Regions from separate parts of the Homo sapiens genome. Here region 2 is linked to region 1. A link is an interaction called in ENCODE POLR2A ChIA-PET data of the cell type or tissue named here. Cell type or tissue: CD4-positive, alpha-beta T cell. All regions are shown on one strand. Each heading gives the region's core, and the rest is flanking DNA. Links, peaks and the distances in the headings are about the cores only.

Region 1 (7,700 bases), core at 1,049-6,048:
ACCACAGCCGAGAAATCCCAGAAAGCAGCCCTCTCTGGGTTATATCCTCAGGGGCCACAAGACTTGCTGGGCTAAAATGTTGGAGGACATGTCGCTTCTAGGGGAAAAAGAAACAAAGTCCAGGCTGTTCCAGCCAGTTCCTCCCCTATCTCAGGATACTGCATTCCAAGCATATTCTATAGTTATTCTTTTTTTTTTTTTTTGAGGTGGAGTTTCGCTCTTGTTGCCCAGGCTGGAGTACAATGGCACGATCTTGGCTCACGGCAACCTCTGCCTCCCAGATTCAAACAATTCTTCTGCCTCAGCCTCCCAAGTAGCTGGGATTACAGGCATGTACCACCACGCCCGGTTAATTTTGTATTTTTTTTTTAGTTGAGACAGGGTTTCTCCATGTTGGTCAGGCTGTTCTCAAACTCCCAACCTCAGGTGATAACGCCCGCCTCAGCCTCCCAAAGTGCTGGGATTACAAGGTGTGAGCCACCGCGCCTGGCTCTTCAGTTATTCTTGAAAACCACGGCCAGGCGCAATGGTTCGTGCCTGTAATCCCAGCACTTTGGGAGGCTGAGTTGGATCACTTTAGGTCAGGAGTTGGAGATCAGCCTGGCTAACATGGTGAAACCCTGTCCCTACTAAAAATACAAAAACTAGCCATGTATGTTGGTATGCATCTGTAGTCCCAGCTACTCGGGAGGCTGAGGCAGGAAAATCACTTGAACCCAGGAGGCAGAGTTTGCAGTGAGCCGACATTGTGCTACTGCATTCCAGCCTGGGCAACAGAGTGAGACTCTGTCTGAAAAAAAAATAGTAATAATAATTAAACCACAAGCATGAAAAGAAGAACTGGGTTGGGGTCTGAGGCCACCCAGAGAATTGTTCTCCACCCCAGCTCAAAACTTGGTCTTATTGTTGTTTCATCATGATGGATGTCTTCGTTGCTCCTCACAAACCCACTCACTTTTGGAATACCCACTTCTCTCTCTGGAATGTCCACTTCACAGAGATACCATGGCTATTCTTCCCTTTCTGTCAGTTCTGGCTTGCCATTCATTCCCACCCAACTGCAACATACCAGCTAGTAGCTGTTTTTCTCAAACCACACTCATGGACTACATCTCAAAAATAACTCCATTCTCTGAAGTATAGAACAAAGAAGGTCCAAATGGCCTCACTCCCAAGGCTGAAAGTTGTTCTGTAAGCTCAGCTAGGACTCTCAGGCAGGGGCCTCAGTTCTCCATATGGGCTTGCGAAGGGAAAATAAAACTTGGGGCCCCAAAAATCACTAAGCTAAAGAGAAGACTGAAGCTAGGAACTGCTTAGGGCAAACCTGCCTCCCACTGTATTCAAAGTCATTCCTCAGCTCGCTGAGATACACATCTGACTGCTTCCTTTGAAAAGGCTAATCAAACTCAAAAGAATGCAACCGTTTGCCTCTTATCTACCTATGACCTGGAAACCCACTCCCCTCTTTGAGTTGTTCTGCCTTTGCCTCGAGTCTGCCTTTGCGTCAAATTGTCACGCCTTTCTGGAAAAAACCAATGTTCATCTTACATATATTGATTGATGTCTCCCTAAAATGTATAAAAGTAAGTTGTACTGGGACCACCTTGGGCACATGTAGTCAGGACCTCCTGAGGCTGTGTTATGGGTGTGCATCCTTACCTTTGGCAAAATAAACTTCCTAAACTGACTGAGGCCTAACTCAGATATTCAGGGTTTACAGGCTTCTTGGGCTTCCTCATGGTGGCAGCTGAAGTCTAAGCAGGAGCCTTCAAAGAGTTCAGAATTGCATAATGCCAGGGCAGTTCAAAGAAAAACATTGTTTGGTAAAAGTGCTTAACCTATACACCAAAGGAAAATTTATAGCTGATGTTGTTTTTTTGTTGTTTGTCTGGTTTGAGACAAAATCTCGCTGTGTCACCCAGGCTAGAGTGCAGTGGTGGCATCTCAGCTCACTCCAACCTCCATCTCCTGGGTTCAAGCGATTCTCCTGCCTCAGCCACTCAGGTAGCTGGGATTACAGGCGTGCACCACCACACACGGCTAATTTTTATATTTTTAGTAGAGATGGGGTTTCATCATGTTGGCCAGACTAGTCTCGAACTCCTGACCTCAAGCAATCTGCCTCCCTCGGCCTCCCAAAGGGCTGGGATTACAGGTGTGAGCCACCGCGCTGGCCTGTACCTAGTTTTGAATCATGCGTTTCTACAAAGCAGCCTGAGGAAAGCATGCCAAACAAACCTCCACCCTGAAAAGGAGAAGATGGCCCTAGGATGGGTTAATAATCAAGGGCCATGAGGAAAGGATAACCTAAGGTGGAGTCCTAAAGGCCTAAAAAGGTGGGATCAGTTTAATGTATACAGTCTTTTTTTTTTTTTTTTTTTTTTGAGACAGAGTCTGGCCATCACCTAGGCTGGAGTGCAGTGGCTCGATCTCGGCTCATTGCAACCTCCGCTTCCCAGGTTCAAGCGATTCTCATGCCTCAGCCTCTTGAGTAGCTAGGACTACAGGCGCCCGCCACCACGCCCGGCTAATTTTTATATGTATTTTTAGTAGGGACGGAGTTTCACCATGTTAGCCAGGCTGGTCTTGAACTCCTGACATAGTGATCCGCCCACCTTGGCCTCCCAACGTGCTGGGATTACAGGCGTGAGCCACTGCGCCCGGCGGATGATCCATTTTTACAGATGGGAGGCATGTACTATCTTAAGCGTGAGAGACAGGCTACTAGAAAGGCCAAGACCATGGATTTCAACAAGTGGGGAAAAGTCCCAAAGGCGCAGATGGTTATAAAGGCCCTCCTGGGATAAGATACTTTGGCTGTAGACGCTGTAGAAAGTACTGGCCCCAGGAAGGAAAAATGGAAAAGCTGGCTGCAGGGTCTGGGGATATCCTAAGAGAACTTTCTGCGGCTGTAGGCTTTGGGAAAAGGGCCCTGAGGGCTGAGGGACAGGGCTGGGTCTGTCATCTAGTGACATCCGCACCCACCGAAGCTCCGCTGGGCTGCACCGCCAACTCTGGTCCTCTAGAGAGCTGCGAGGATGGGGATCAAACACTCAGTGGGGCCGGGCAGGCTGTCTGTGTCCGCAGCCCGCTCAACACGACGCCGGCATATCGCAGCGAACAGGAGAGGAGACGTCGCAGTCCCAGTAGTCTGTCTCCGCGTTTCTTGGCTGCCTGGTCCCGGCCCTGGTGCAGGGGGAAGACGATTACTTGGGATCTTGGGTCGGGACTCGGAGGGGCAAGGTAGAAAGGCAAAGGGGGCCGGTACTAACGGTGCGATTTGAGACTGTTCTACCTGAGTGACAGCGGACGCTCGCGCACGCGCGGAAAGACTTGGATGCCGCCCTCCCTGCGGCGCCCGAGGACCTCACGTGACCCCGAGGTCCTCACGTGACCCCCCACCAGCCAGCGAAGCGGGGTGGTCAGCGCCTCCGCAACGCATGTGGGTCAGCTGGCTGACGGGACCAGGATCTTCCCGGCGGCTCAGTGCAGTCGCTGAGCTAACGCCACAGTCTGGAAGTTGCCTGTTTCGTCAGAGCTGGGGAGATACTTGGGCAGGAAAGAGGAACTGAGGCCCAAGCGGCCGCGGGACTCCTTTAGGGCGGGACCTGCTGGTGTCCACCCGCCCCACTTAGTAATAGGTTTCCACGCCGGCCTGGGACCTTCTGGAGCGGTGACCTCAGAGGCGCGGCCATGGAGGTACCAGTGCAGGTGTCACCAGCCTCTGGGCGGTCCCTAAGGATTTTTTTTTTTTTTTGAGATGGAGTTTCGCTCTGTCGCCCAGGCTGGAGTGCAGTGGCGCGATCTCGTCTCACTGCAACACCCTCCTCCTGGGTTCAAGCGATGCTCCTACCCCAGCCTCCCGAGTAGCTGGGACCACACGAGCGCGCCACCACGCCCGACCAATTCAAGGGGAGCACTTCAACAATGACCATGTTGTAAGCTTCCGGGAGCGCAGATTCCGTGTGTTGGCGGCACCGGTGTGGAGTGTGTTCTACTCCCGCAGGTGTGAGCCTTCAGATGGGGAACGTGCGCTGGAAATTTCTGAGGAATGCTTGAACCAGGCCGGCTTTGGGCTGAAATTGAAAAAATTAGAAGTGCAGGTGTATCCTGGTTCTTTTCAGTGTATCGAAGTCGGGCTGTTGCAACCTTCGTTTTTGCACTTTAACGTTAGCTCTTCAGGGTATTAAATTTAGGGCTTTTGTGCTGTCAGAGGCAGATGGCCAAACGTACCGAACATTCTGCAAAGGTGAAATGAATTTTCTTAACTGCCCTGAAGTGTCTCAACTGCCAGGCCCTTGCGGGCCTTTGTTCCGTAACGTTCTCAGCTAAGAAAGATTACACGATCAATGGATTTGGGCAGGGTAATTGCTAAGTTTCTTCTTTCAAGTTATACTTTGATGTAAAGACTCCATTTCAATGCTACAAAACTCTTAATTTCAGCTTATTTGAAACATTCTACGAGCTCTACTCCCAGATGTTTTCTTGGTTTTGAGGGACACAGTGAGGATGAAGGGAACATGATATTCATGGTGGTAAAGGCAAAAATGTTGTTTACTCCACACACAAGACGAATTTTCCCTATACTAGAAGACAATTGAGTATTTTCCTAATAAGGTGTACAATATCGAGCTTCCAAGTCTACTTAGGAGACAAGGTGATGAGAGATTATGATAAGAGCAACAAGTCATAAACATAATGGTGACTGAATTATCTATAATCACCAAAGACTCAATGACTCATATCCCATGCTATCTCAAAGACATTTCACCCAGTTTTTCCCTCCATTGGTTCAAAATAAGATCACTGTCTTCTCCCTGACATGCTTTTTTTTTTTTTTTTTTTTTTTTTTTTTTGAGACTGTCGCTCTGTCGCCCAGGCTGGAGTGCAGTGGCTGCAAGCTCCACCGCTCCACCTCCCGGGTTCACGCCATTCTCCTGCCTCAGCCTCCCGAGTAGCTGGGACTACAGGCGCCCACCACTACGCCTGGCTAATTTTTTTGTATTTTTAGTAGAGACGGGGTTTCACCGTGTTAGCCAGGATGGTCTTGATCTCCTGACCTCGTGATCTGCCCACCTCGGCCTCCCAAAGTACTGGGATTACAGGCGTGAGCCACCGGGCCTGGCCTTTTTTCTTTTTTTTAAATTTAGATGGGGTCTCACTCTGTTACCCAGGCTGGAGTGCAGTGACCTGATCTTGGCTCACTGCAGCCTCCACCTCTCACCTCACCCTCCTGAGTAGATGGGACTACAGGCACAGGCCATCACGCCTTGGTATAGCATGATTTTTAAATTTGACTTCTAGGACACCCATTTTCTTGGTTTTCCCCTACTTCTGTTTCTGCTCCTGATTCTCAGTGGTTTTTGCTAATTCTCTCTTCTCACCACCTTTTAATTTGGAGTGTCCCCAAGTGTAATTCATGGTCCTCTTCTGTATCTAACCCTCACTTTCTTGGTGATCTTACCATGTCTCATGGGTTTAAATTTTATCTGCCATTCATCTCTGGTTATACATTTCTCAAATGCCATACTTTTACATCCAACTGCCCTCTTTTTTTTCTTTTCTTTTCTTTTTTTTTTTTTGAGACGGAGTCTCGCTCTGTCGCCCAGGCTGGAGTGCAGTGGCATGATCTCGGCTCACTGCAACCTCCACGTCCTGGGTTCATGCCATTCTCCTGCCTCAGCCTCCTGAGTTGCTGGGACTACAGGCACCTGCCACCATGCCTGGCTAATTTTTTGTATTTTTAGTAGAGACGGGGTTTCACCGTGTTAGCCAGGATGGTCTCGATCTCCTGACCTCGTGATCCGCCCGCCTCGGCCTCCCAAAGTGCTGGGATTATAGGCGTGAGCCACCACGCCTGGCCCCAACTGCCTTCTTGACATCTCTACACAGATGTCCAATAAACATCTGAAAATTGATGTGTCAATACTGAACTCATGATCTTCCTCTCTACACCTACTCCACCATGGCCTTTCCCATTATAAATGGCAGCAATTCCATCCTTTTAGTTGTTTATGCCAAAGCCTGCTTTCTTCCATTCCTCCAGTCATCAGGACGTCATGTTGACTCTACCTTCAAAACATGTCCCAAATCTGACCTTTTCTCAACCACCTCCACAGTGAACACCTTAGTTAGCTGTATTGTCATTGCAGGAGCCCCCTAACAGCTGTCTCTGCCTCTATCCTACTCCCCTCCCTGCCCCAGCCTCCCAGTGTCAATGCAGCAGCCGGAGTGACTGTTTTAAAAGCTAAGTCAGATCACATCACTCTTCTGCGGAAAACACTATCATGGCTTCTGGTTTCATTCAGAGTAAAAGCCAAAATCCTTAGAATAGCCTTCAAGGCCTGAAATGACCTGAATTCTGTTAGTCATGGTTCTAGCAGGAAACAGCTGGCATGTTCAAATTAGGATAGTTTAAGGAGAATTTTTAAAAGGGGTTATTTTAAAAGGTGTGAGTAGAGGAAAAGGAATGATTGTTCAACAACCTTGGGTCTAGTAACAGCGGGGCCTTTATAGCATCCCTACGCTGGAAGGGGCAAGGAACTGAGTGGTACCAGATCCCCAAAACAGAGAGGACTGAGGCGATAGCCACCTGTCAGGAGTTGAACCCTTCAGTGGGATGCAGCCAGCCAGTGAGCATCTTGCTTAGAGAGAGCAAGAGCGATGAATACCCAGATCCGACTCTCCTCACTCGCTCTCTTTTGTAGGTGCCCTGTTAGGAGATCCAACAGAAAGCCAGATGGCAAGGGTGTAGTCCCTAGAGGGCACCCTCCTGGGCTCACAGCAGGATGGAAGAAGGTAAAGGGTGGTCTGGAGGGCCACATATGGGATACCGAGCACCCTCTCTAAGCTCAGCCTGACCCTCCCCTTCCATTCATTCCCTCAAACCACACTGGCCTTGTTATCCTACAAGATCCCCATGCTTCTCTCTTAGGGCCTGTTTTAGCTACCCCCTCTGCCTGGAATATTCTTTCCCACATATTTTTTGGGCTAATGTCCTCATTTCCTTTGGCCTTTGCTCAGCTATCATTATCCTCTCAAATAGGACATCTTGGCCGCGCATGGCTGCTCATGCCTGTAATCCTAGCACTTTGGGAGGCCGAGGCAGGTGGATCACCTGAGATCAGGAGTTTGAGACCAGCCTAGCCAACATGGTGAAAACCCATCTCTACTAAAAATACAAAAATTAGCCAGGCGTGGTGGCACATGCCTGTAATCCCAGCTACCCAGGAGGCTACTCCTAGCTACTCAGGAGACAGGCAGGAGAATCGCTGGAACCCAGGAGGTGGAGGCTGCAGTGAGCCAAGATCGTACCACTGCACTCCAGTCTGGGTGACAGAGCGAGACTCCATCTCAAAAAAAAAAAAAAACAAACCCAAAAAGGACATCTTGATCACCCATTCAGCACTGCCACCCACCACCCAGCACTCCTGACCCTGCTACACTGTTGTACTTTTTCTTTCATCCATAGCACTTAACTTCCTGCATATTCTATCCTTCACTTATTTATTTTGCACTGTTTATTTCCTCCATCCCTCCACTAAGATTGAGCTCCGCAAGTGGAAGAATCTTTGTCAGCTTAGTTGATTGATGTATTCTAAGTGCCTAGATCAAATAATGCTTGTTGAATGAATTAACGGTCCTTTAGTACTTACTGAGTTCTAAGTTCTTTAAATGGATAGCGTTACATACAAAGAGAA
Region 2 (5,000 bases), core at 1-5,000, 440 kb before region 1:
TGTAGGGTGAAAAAATGTTTCTAGAAATCTTGTGCTTAGGGACTCTCTGACCAATGAGCTGACCAAAAATTACTGGCTGCCACCATCGACCATAATCACCACTGCCACCACAGCCACAAACACTACCTGCATTTGTTTACTATGTGCTGGGCACCACACTAACTGCTTTATGCATTACGTTTCAATAATCCCAACACAAATTCCAGTATTCATTACTACTGGTGGCGGCGGCCTGTCTGAAGCAGCCACTGTGAGGATGCCAGCTGCAGCGAGGGAGGCATGGCCAAGGCTGCACATGGGGGCTGGGAACAGGTGATCCCAGTGGGAGCCCCGTGCCCTACTGAGCTGGCAGGGCGGGAGCCCATGCTCCCAGGTGCAGCTGCAGCTGCCCAGCCGTGGCTCTGGACCCGGGCATCCCTGTGCTCTCAGGGTCCCAGGAAGGCCCCTGCCCCGGCAGGCTCGGAAGTGCCTGCTTCCACTCCCTGGCTTCTCCCCGCTCCTGGTATGCACTCTGCAGTGGAACAAAGTTGCCATCGTGTCTTGATAGCTGAGCCCAGGCACTGTAGCGACCCAGCCGGGCGTGTGCATGCTCAGGATGGCACTAACACACCAGACCCCAGACTGTCTCAGCACCTCCAGAAACTAGTTCTGAGGCTGACATTTTGGGTGCTGAGGAGCACGGGAGTGAGGCCAAGGGGCCTGAGGGCGGCTCGGCATGGGCATGCAAGTGCCCCTTGGTGCAGAAAACCTGGGTGCCATAAGTGGCAGTTGATGACGGCAAAAGGCAGACAGGTTATTAGGAGGGATGGGAGGGATCCCTGGTGAAACCCCACCTTCAAGCCAGGGATGGCCTGAAGCCTGGGGCTGGGCTGCCAATTCCGGGTGAAGTCTGCAACAGGGAGTGAGAACTTCCTTGATGAAGTTTTAGCCAATCAAGTGGTGCTTTTTCCAGGCCCATCCATGGACCAATCAGCAAGCACTTCCTCCATTCTGACCCCATAAAAACCCCAGACTCAGCTGGACTCAGACACTCCTTGGGACTACCTGCCTGTGGATAGGAGCTACCCACTTCAGGTCTCCTCTCCACTAAGAGGTGTTCGGTCATCCAATAAAGCCTTTCTCTGTCTTGCTCACCCTCCAATTGTCCACATAATCTCATTCTTCCTGGACGCAGGACAAGAACTTGGGACCTGCCAAATGGTGGGAGTGAAATGGGTTGTAACACGTTCCTGGCTGCCTCACCAAGCTGTAGGCAGTGATACACTCCCAGACAGTGGCAGTGAAGAGTGCCAACCCTTCTGGGTGCCCAGACCTTGGAATTCCCTGAGCCAGAGCTGCCGTAACACTACAGCCCTCCTGTTCTCCACTGCTACTGGGCAGCTGCCCCACACAACGGGAAAGAGCTGTGGGGCCAGGCCAGCCCATGAGCTGCAAGCTGAAGTGGGGTGGTGGTACTGAAAGAGCTGTAACACAAATGGGCTGAAACATGGCCCCCCGGCTCACCGCACTGTGGGCAAGGAGGAGAGAAAAGCTGCAGCTCTTCTGGGAGCCCAGACCTTCAGGTTCCCCAAGCCAGGGCTGTAACACACTGTAACATCCTCTCTGGGGCTCTGCACTTCCTGGCGTCTCCAAGCTTTTGGGCGCCACCATGTTCCCCTTGTCCGGATGCTGATATCCACAGCAGAAGCTGCTTGTCGTATATCTGGTCCAGCCACAGCCTCACATGGAGCCGGCACCTGGAGCTGCCCACCCCACCACAACAGCTGGCATGCCTTGCTGTGTGCAGTGGCCTGGCCCTGTGCTCACACACAACCTCGCCGCTCCAAGCCTGGCTTGCCCTTGGCAGGCACGGGATCCGGGCCAGTAGCATGAGCCGAGCACAGCCTGCTGGGCTGAGTGGACGGAACGAGCCTAGCGGGCATGAGCAAAACTCAAGCAGAGGCGCCACCAGCCACAGAGGTTTCCAGCTGGCAAAGCAACACCCTAAGGCTCCTGTGACATTACTATCTCCAATTTACAGATAAGGTAACTGGTGTCAACTCCCTTGCCTGGTTGCACAGCTAATTAGCAGAGCAAGGAGCACCCTGGGTCTGCCTGCCACACATGTAGCTCTTCCTACCTGGGTAAGAGAGCCAACATCGGCCCTGATGACTGCCCCAGGGCTCACTGTGTCCTCCTGTAGAACACCCCAGGACTTTAACTTCTCACCCCCAAACACGGGGAAAAAAGCTCCATCTATATAGGAAAGATTTTCTCCCCTTTTTTATTGTTGTTGGCAGGGACTAAAATGTATGAGGGGAATAAAATATTTTACTATGTCAATAAAAATTTATGTTGCAAAATGGAGAAAGACAGGCTTGGGGTGAATTTCTCTGTAGTGGTTTCTAAAAATACATGTCAGTTCCAAAAGCTAAAAAAAGAAAGATGAAAGGAAAGCTAAGGATAGGCACGCAGGGGAGAGAAGGCTGCCCTGTGTTTATATGTCCGGCTTTCCAAGGCTCTGGCTCTGCTCTGCAATGTTTGTTCTACTTCTGGGAGCACAGCTTGACCTACCCAGGACGCTTCACACTGAAGTGATGCATGTACTGCTTCCAAGATCTGGGGTCAGGCCACTCACAGTCAAAGAAAACCCATTACTGTGCATAAGCTACTCAACCACCTTATGTCCTGGTTTTCTCATTAATAAACCTTATGTCCTGGTTTTCTCATTAATCAAATGGCGATATTAATGCAATCTTGCAGGGAGAATGAGAGAAGAGAACAGAAAAGCAAAACCCAATTCCTGGCAGCTAGTGAATATTGAGTGAATCACATCTAGATTTAATTCCCATCAACAGGAATATACCTAGAGGATAGGGAGGAGACAAAACCCTTGGGAGGCCACCTTTGGGATTAAAAATAGTGAAGGAAACACTGAGAAGCCAAGAACCCTGACTACGAGAGAAAGGAGGCTACAACAGAACACAGAACTACAGAGGACAATCGTGTTTGTTATCCTCATTGGAATCTGAAACAGCCTGGTAGGGTAGGCAGGCAAGCGTCAACATCCTCCAGCACTGGTAGAGAAGAGTGACTCGCCTGAGGCCACAGGGCTAATAAGTAGATGGGTGGGGCTGTCACTCACTTACCTGGGAATTTTCAAGCATCTCGTGTTTTAGGGAACAAAGGAATGAGTAGTGAGTTAAACAGATATAGTTTTTTACTTCATAGAAACTGCTTCATTGGAAAATGCAGGCATTGACTTAAAAAAAATTAAGTATAAGAACTCCTACATAAGGAATAACAGTGTAAAGCAGAAGCATTTGACAGATTATTGGCAACTATATGGTTCCTATATTCCAGAGAGCTTCAAGATGCCACAAGAGCTAGAGATCAAAAATGAAATTTTGACAAAGCAATCTGTAAAGATCTAGATAAGGAAAATTAGGGGAAAAGAGTAAGGATATAAGTAGTTCTCAGAAGGGTTAAGATCTTTTTTAAAAAAACTTTTTCTGATTATAAAAATAAAACACGTTCATATGGAAACTATAAGAAGGTGATAAAGTTGAAAATCATAATCACCTATGATTACACTCTCCAAAGATAATCAGTAACATTTTGATGTATTTCCTTTGAGGATTTTTCCCTTGCATATTTATATTTTTATACATAATTGGGATCTTACTGTACATACAATTTTGTGCCTGATTTTTCCATTTATTATATTGCATCATTAAATATCCTTTGAAAACATGATTTTAATGGCTGCATAAATAATTCATTTAACCTTCCTCCTGGCTGCACTGGTAAGTGTTCAATGTCCAGATCAAAGGAACAAAGAGCCGTCATGCTTGCACTAGCCAGATTGTGTTTGGGGCACTGTGTTTCCACACCTGAGAGCAACATCTTCAGTGGGACACTGTCCAAGAAAATTTCATCCTCAGAGTGTCCTGGAGGAAGAGCATTCAGGAACCACTTTCTGTTTATTAAATCCTTCATTCCTGCCCCATGACTGAGAAATGAGGACTGTATTGTTTGGATTTGAGAAGACTTAGCAGGGACTTGAGACCTCTCCACAAACATGTTAAGAAACTTAAGCGAAAGAGAGTGTGTTTATTCAGTTTTGCTCTAGAGATCGAGAACTAGGAAGGCTCCTGGGTGTTCCGAAGAGGCAGCAGTTAGACTTCACAGAAAGAAGCCCTTGCTTCCTAACAATTGCAGCAAAAATTGAGAGTGAGCTCCTGTCATTTGCAGCGTTCCAGAATGGATCTGAAAACTCCTCACCAGAGGTATGGCAGAGGAGATGTCTGGCTGTGGGTGGGAGTTCTGGAGGAGTTGGGGGAAAAATAGAGCACAGCAGAGTGGGGGTAAGAATGAACAGTTAAGGGATGAGGTGAGAGGGGAGTGCGCCCCCCATCAGCCTGTCTCACCTACGCAGCACCCCTGAACTGAGACACAGCGACTCAGAACTTCCAGCCATTCAATGGCCTGTCCAACTCTCATTAGAAGTATGGGCAAGGCTGAGACTACGGTTTCTAAATTTTCAAGTCCCATTCTAGTGATCCTCCTCCTTCACCAAAGCATAGAGAATATGCAAAAGGATGGCAGGAAAAAAATCAAACGCAGACACGTAGTTAGCTTTCTCCCCCGCCACCCTCTGGCCACGCACCTTTAACTCTATAATGTCAGCTTCCTCTTTGGTCAAAGGAGAGGAGCATCCTTTGAGGATCAACACCCGAGGAGGAGGCCTGTTAATGCAGCACCACCTTATTCTCTGGTGGGCCCAGAGGGAGGCTGGTTTAACTCAATCAGCCAGGTGATGCGCAAAGGGGTGAAGCAAAATGCATAGAAAGGATGAAGGCAACAGGTGTGTGGGTCTCAGCCACTGTGGTAGAAAAAGCTTTCACAAAGCTTCTGTGGTAAAGCTACAACTGCAAAGACATCACGGTGCCTAAAAATACGTCAAAGATTGCTCACTCCTGGGCTGAGACCTAAGAATAGCTTAGCTCCCTTTGACTCCA

The links. Peaks named below come from ENCODE experiments on the same cell type or tissue, not always from the same donor. Only the 100,000 strongest peaks of a DNase experiment are listed, where the experiment ranks them.
Region 2: POLR2A ChIA-PET joins it to region 1 with 5 read pairs; 1 of 35 experiments calls an interaction of 5 or more read pairs at or near these places.

What each region holds. Positions count from the first base shown.
Region 1 is chr9:6,699,939-6,707,638 of GRCh38, reverse strand. LINC02851 (long intergenic non-protein coding RNA 2851) reads right to left here and starts at 3,332. Exons shown (of 3, transcript NR_184134.1): 1 at 3,296-3,332; 2 at 2,986-3,186; 3 at 1-97. RefSeq lists a silencer at 130-344 and enhancers at 3,051-3,180, 3,231-3,320. In CD4-positive, alpha-beta T cell, for the core only: no CTCF peak of the experiment used is centred there; a DNase peak (open chromatin) is centred at 3,348; H3K4me3 peaks cover 1,523 bases; H3K27ac peaks cover 1,362 bases.
Region 2 is chr9:7,144,826-7,149,825 of GRCh38, reverse strand. The region is part of intron 19 of KDM4C (lysine demethylase 4C); the gene reads right to left. Among named protein-coding and RNA genes, the nearest start is that of KDM4C, 390 kb to the right of the region's middle. RefSeq lists enhancers at 1,126-1,625, 1,626-2,127. In CD4-positive, alpha-beta T cell, for the core only: no CTCF peak of the experiment used is centred there; no DNase peak of the experiment used is centred there; H3K27ac peaks cover 447 bases.